Regions from separate parts of the Homo sapiens genome. Here region 2 is linked to region 1. A link is a contact called in ENCODE Hi-C or POLR2A ChIA-PET data. All regions are on one chromosome and are shown on one strand. Each heading gives the region's core, a stretch centred on a gene start or an enhancer-like site at or near the end of the contact. The rest is flanking DNA. Distances are from core to core; before and after follow the strand shown.

Region 1 (3,104 bases), core at 195-2,694:
TCGTTCTAAACATGCATTAGGAAGAGTGGCCAAAGATGTACTTCCTCCTTTAGGATCTACATCTTTGTGAGTTACCTTTTTTTCAGCTTATGACAGCCATTAAAACCAAGTACAAAAATAACCTGACGTTCAATCAGATATTTTAATAACTATTTCACGAAGTATTAAAGATTTTTAAAACTAACGAAACCTAGTCAATCATATTGATTTCCTTAAATATTTTTAGTGAGAATAACAAAGATTTTTATACCATTAATATGGAAAATAACTAAGTTATTTTAAATGTTTATGTCATCTTTGTCTTAGCCTTTTTACATTTTACAAATGTTTTATAATTCTGCACACAGCAGGACACGTATAAAACTTATATAAGTATATGGATTTTTTTTTGGTAACGGGATTACAATAAAAAAAAGTTTGGAGAACACAAGTGCAGGCAGTTAATGCTGTGGGTGTTAGGAACATGACAAGATTATATTATCTCAGCATGCTGTAAGATCACTGTATCCATAAAAGTCTTCATGAAGGAGCCCCGCCGAGTCTCCATAATGGAAGCAGGATTTGGAGAAATGACTTCTGCAAACTTTGTTTAGTATAACACAAAGCACCATGCTTACTACTAGAGAAGATTAAAATTCTCTAAAAACCTTGTTAACGGAGATCACAGGTTGAAGCATACTGCAGCTCTACTCTTGGAAGGCTAGCTCAGTCTCAGACTTGGCCCTGATGGAGAAGGAAGTTCCCTGGAAGAGGGCAGGGGAGCGCCTCTCCAATGTAGTTGCGGGGGGCGGGCGGTGAGGACACCGCTTCATAAGGGAAGGGGTGGCTGCCTCCCCAAGCAGGGGGTGGCCCCTGAGGTCCCTCCAGCTGGGGGCCCTTGAGAGGGAGGGTGGGGAGAGGGGAAAAGAACGTCAGGAGAGTGAACGGGAGCAAATAAAACGCTGTCCATTCTGACTGGAAGGGCCAGAGCCGTGTCTAAGGGCGGGGGCCGGGAGGTGGCCCGCGGTGGTGTCTCTACCAGGACGAGGCCTGGGGTATCTGAAGAGGGGATGACGTCCAGGCGCTTTGCTAAAGGGAAGCCAGAAGGGTATGAGTTGCTAGGGTCAGAGATGGGGCTTTCGGCTCGAGTCTTTCCCTGCAGGGCAGAGAGTCCGAAGAGCCCGAGAAGGCAGGGAGGACAGTGGGCCTGGTCCTTCCCCGGCCGGCAGAGGGAGTCCCGAGATGGAACGTCCAGCTCTCCTCTAACGAAAAGCGTTTGCATGGCTGTCTCGCCAATTCTGTACCTCCCGGGGCTGAGGAAGAGCCGAGGTGACTAGAAGCTAGCGACAAGTGCCGGCCACCTCCGACGCCAGGCGCCGGGCTTGGAGCCCGACGGGCCGAATTCTCGCGAGAGCGGCCGCCGCCATTTTTCCATTGATTGCAGCGGGCTGGGGGAGGGGCCGACGACGAAGGCGGCTGTGGTAGCGGCGGCGGCGGCGGCGGAGCCCTGGGTCGGTGTCTGCGCGCTGGTGTCTGAGGCCCAGGCTGAGGCCTCCGCTATTGCTGGAGCGCAGGCGGCGGAGAGGATGACTGCCGCTGCCATTCTCTCTTGAGCTAGCGAGCCGCCGCCACCCTCCACCCTCCCCCGGCAGGGCGGAGAGGAGCGGCCGGAGTCAGCGATGGTGCCCGGCGAGGAGAACCAACTGGTCCCGAAAGAGGTGAGGGGCCCCAGAGGAGGTTAGGCCTTAGGCCTGCGGCCGCTCGAGGCAACACAGGCCCGGGCCGGGGTTCGGCTGCGGGCCCGGCCGGGGTGCAGGCTCGGCTGTGGGGGAATGAGGAGGCGTGAGGCAGTCGGGGGTGGACGGTGGGTGCGGCGAGCAGTTGGGAGACCCGCTGGCTCTAGGGGCCGGGGAGCGGACCTCCCGCCTCGGGTTTTATGGGGCTGGACGAATAAAGGAGCGGACGGGAAAGAATCAGGTTCTGCTCTAGGGGAGAAGGTGGCCTTTTAAGTTCTTGTTTAACGTGTGGAGCCGGGAGAGATCATTTCAAAGAAAACATTCTGGAACAGTTGCCTATGGGCACGGCAGGGTGACGGTGCTGCTTCTGGGTTTGACAGTGGCAGCGTATAGCTTTCAGCGCTTGTGAAATCTACACCCAAGTGAGATCTGTGGGAGGGCAGACTTAACTGTTACGACTTTTTTCAACTCCTGTTACTTGGTAGTACTATTGGCCTGCCTAAATGGGGCCTACCGAAGATCGTGGAAAAGTAGTACATGGGACATTAATGTAAAGGAAGGAGATAGGAGAACATTACCACATGGAGAGCTGAACTCTTTTTTTTTTTTTTTTTTTTTGAGGTTGGGTTGTGTATGCCAATTTGAGTGACTTCTTAAATTCTTAAAAGCAAGTGATACGAGAAGCCTTGACTACTTGGCTTCTCTTGAATAGTAGTAGAAGATTTAGGGTAGAATCCAGCACTGGCCAGCGAATTTCAACGTATTAATAGTATCTCTGTTGGCTTTATAAATATCTTCGGCGTATTCAAATGTGTATTTTTAACTGGCTGATCATCAGGCTAATGCTTTGGATTTTTATTTCTCATATACCTTAAATAGAGACAAGTGTTGGATTGAAATTAACTGTGTGCGATCTTGAAATTAATGAGTGATCATTACAGATTCTTAAATTTTTTTGTGCCTGTTTTACTTGTTTTGTAGCAATTCTTTGTTACTTAAGCAAGCTCTGACAGTATGCAAGGGTGATATTATTGGAGTTATGTACCTGTATGATACAAGTATTTTCCCAGCTTTGTCAGAAGGGCAGTGATAGTTGTTTTGCAAGGACGATTTTTGTAAAAGGCAGAGAGTTATGTGTCAGTATTTGTTCATCAAGCGTCACCAACTCTGTGCAAAGCAGATAAACAGATGAGTTAATCAGAATTCTTGCCTTGGGAACTTTCTGAGCTACTAAGAAAGGGAACACTAGTGTTTGTTGAACTCCAATTAGGGACTAGGTACTTTACCACGTAAGTAATTCTTATGCAAGGAAGGAAGTGATAGGTGCTGTAAGAAAGGTATAAATGTGTATTTCATTTTAGAGCTTCATATTGCTGGTTTTCATTTTTA
Region 2 (3,104 bases), core at 320-2,819, 2.5 Mb after region 1:
CAATCACATTTGTTACAGTACTCAATATTTTAATGTCACTATAAACACTAAGTGAAATAAGCTATTCAGGTATCCCAATTAATGACAAATGGGTGAAAAGGAAACCAGACAAAAATATTTCACCGTTCATACTCTAGATACTGTGAAAAATATCCTTGTTTCCTGTTATAACAGGGTACCTTCGTTCTCTCCCAGCATATGCCACACCTTTTAGGTTGACAAAAGCAGAAAGACATCGGGGCTTTGTGTTTTAAAAATCCCAAAAAAGACTACTCAAACCTCTCCCCAAGAGCAAATTCTAAGAAGGAAGAATACCACCTCCCTTTTCTTTACCACAAACCCCTGACTTACCGTCTCTAGCAACCAGAGAGGGCTGGGGGTAGGGGAGAGGGTGGTTAGAAAACAGAACGCACGACTCGGTCATATCCTAGCCCGGCCCATCCCAAACTTCACCTAGGCACGGCGAGAAGCAGGACGGCATCAGGAATTCCTAGGAAATGGTCTCACCCCATCAGAGAACATTTTTAACTTCCTAGAAGCCACCATTTCCCCGGGGCATTATCACACACTCCCACCCGGACATATTACCTAAGAGAGTACTTATAAAAAGAGCGTAACACACACACAAAGAAATACACAGTACTTGAAGCGGGCAGCTCCGGCTCAGGCGGCGCGGGGAAGCCCGGAGACCACGCGGAGCCGCGGCCAAGTTGCCACCGCTATCGCCCCGACGGTGAAGGCGCGGCCGCAGGCGGCTGGAAAAGCAGCGCGCGGGGCTCCAGCTCCAGCCCCACGCCCGGACCCTCGGAGCAGTAAAGCCCGGCTCGGTGGCCCAGCCTCTCCCGGAGGTCTCTGGCCTCGGCCAGAGCAATAAGGTGGATCGGTGCTTCCCACCCTTCCAGCTCCGCCCTCCCGACCACATTCCTGAGAAGCCCTACTCCCGCGACGCCGCGCCCGGGAGGAGGCAGGAGCGCGACGCTGCGGCCGCAGGGCAGGAGCGTAGTCGGCCCCGCGCCCTCCCGCCCCCTGGCCCCGGCCCGGGCCCGCGAGGCGCCTCTGGGGCGAGGTCGCGGCGGCCGCCCCGCCACAGGTAGCGCCAGCCCCCGCCCGCCGCCGCTCCGGCGCCCCGGGCAGGCCCGCTCCAGGTACCTGGATGAACTGGATGGTGAGCGCCGACTTGCCCACGCCGCCCCCGCCGACCACCACGAGCCGGTACTTCTCCTGGCCGGAGCCGTCCCGCCAGCCGGCCGCGGCCATGGGGACGCTACAGAGCCCAGCCTGACTGCGCCGAGCCGCCGCTGCCGCCCGCCCTAGGCCCGGCTCCGGGGACGTGTGCGGCCGGCGGGCTGCGGGCGAGCGGCCGGGCTGGGGTCCCGGGTACCGGGAGGCGTCTGGAGGGCCGGTCAGCGCGGTAGCGCGGCGCTGGGGACTGGCTGGGTACCGCCCGAGGCGCGGAGAAGCGGGGTGACGGCACGGGCCAGGGGCGGCAGCGGCCGGGGGGCGCGCTCCTCTACGCGTCTCCGCAGCGCCTGCCGAACGCAGCCTCCAGCGCCGCCACAAATGGCCGTCTGGGGGCCGGGCTGCCAGGCTGAGGTGCTGCATATGCATGAGGGGGCGGGGAGGGGCGGGGCCGCGCCGCTTGGGGCTGAGGTTCGGGAGGTAACCCGGGCTTCAGACCCCCACGGACACACCGCTCTAATCCCTAGCCAGTGAGCGAGTGCGTGAGAGTGTGGGAGTGGGTGTCAGTTGGGAGTGGGACGAAGGCAGAAAGAGTGTGTCACCCTAATTGTCTATGTAAGGGATTGTGTGGATGAAAAATACAATATGTGACGGCGTGTGCGAAAAATAGGGCTGTTGGCATATTAACTCAATTTTATAGGAGAGTACATACCCTGCTTTAAGAGTACAGATGGTGACCATATTTGTGTGAAAAACAGTATGTGACAGTGATTGAGGATTAGAGCTGTGTCACAGTAATTGAGTGTGTGATGGGCTGGTGGTTGTGACAGTGTGAAGAATGGGACAGTGGCTGAGCATGGAGAATAAGTCAGTGATTGAGCTTGCATGGGCAAGACGGAATGTGACAGATTTTGTATGTGTCAGTACAGTGTCATAGTGGCTATGTTTATGTGTGACAAATGTGCAGTAATTGGATATGAGGAGTGTGAGTGCGAGGGGTTGAACTCCTGGCCTCAAGCAATCCTCCCGCCTCGGCCTCCCAAAGTGCTGGAATTACAGGTGTGAGTCACTGCACCCGGCCTCATGGGGTTTTTAATAAGAATTAAATGAGCACATAAAACAGTGCTGCTACACAGGAAGCATTTACAGCAATCTTGGAACATGACTGCAAGTTCTTGGACTTCACTTGGTAACTCATTTGGAACCAGTAGAATGCAGCAGAAGAGATGCTGCCTAATTTCCCAGGCTAGATCAGAAGAGGCCATGCAGCTGTTCTCTTGGTATTCTCACTCCGGGAGGAACAAAGTCAGAAGTTTGACTATCATAAGACTGCCATGCTAAAGAGGCTACATGTAGGCATGCCAGTCGAAGTCTGATTGATGGCCAGGAGCAACATGCCATTTAAAAAAAAAAAAAAAAAGTCCCACTGAGCTCCCACCAGATCACCAGCATCACCTGCCAGCCATCTAAGTGAGACATCTTGGACACTCAGCCTAATCGAGCCTTCCAATGACGGCATCCCCTGTTAGCATCTGAATGCAACTGCGTGAGAGACCCCAAGCAAAAATACCCATCCAGGCCAGCCCATCCTGAATTCCTTTTTTAAAAATCTTTTTTTTTTCTTTTTTGAGACAAGATCCCTCTGTCACCCAGGCTGAAGTGTAGTGGCACAATCATGGCCCACTGCAACCTCCAACTTCTGGACTCAAGTGATCCTTCCACCTCAGCCTCCCTAGCAGCTGGGACTACAGGCACATGCCATCAAGATCAGGTAATTTTTTTTTTTTTAAGAGACAAGGTCTCTCTATGTTACCCAGGCTAGTCTCGAACTCCCAAAGTGCTGGGATGGCTGGGCGCAATGGCTCATGCCTGTAATCCCAGCACTTTGGAAGGCCAAGGCGGGCGGATCGCTTGAGCCCAGGAGT

What was found. A loop is a pair of places that touch in the nucleus more often than their neighbours do. ChIA-PET counts read pairs that join two places held with the same protein, here RNA polymerase II (POLR2A). Pooled maps may share reads with other maps.
Region 2: a pooled map shows a loop between it and region 1 (16-fold over the local background). The contact joins the promoter of RRAS2 here to the promoter of USP47 in region 1. A Hi-C loop is called at or near these places in 1 of 37 single-sample maps with no recorded cell type and 5 of 50 pooled maps. POLR2A ChIA-PET finds 5 or more read pairs at or near these places in 2 of 52 experiments (GM12878 and OCI-LY7).

The regions. Positions count from the first base shown.
Region 1 is chr11:11,840,528-11,843,631 of GRCh38, forward strand. It overlaps USP47 (ubiquitin specific peptidase 47), which reads left to right and starts at 1,445. Exons shown (of 28, transcript NM_001282659.2): 1 at 1,445-1,697. The coding sequence starts at 1,659. LOC107984311 (a long non-coding RNA gene) reads right to left here and starts at 1,314. Exons shown (of 4, transcript XR_001748134.3): 1 at 648-1,314. RefSeq lists enhancers at 521-1,386, 1,169-1,338, 1,387-2,250, 1,549-1,688.
Region 2 is chr11:14,357,614-14,360,717 of GRCh38, forward strand. RRAS2 (RAS related 2) reads right to left here and starts at 1,570. Exons shown (of 6, transcript NM_012250.6): 1 at 1,150-1,570. The coding sequence starts at 1,257. RefSeq lists an enhancer at 400-499 and silencers at 740-859, 900-1,099, 1,170-1,669.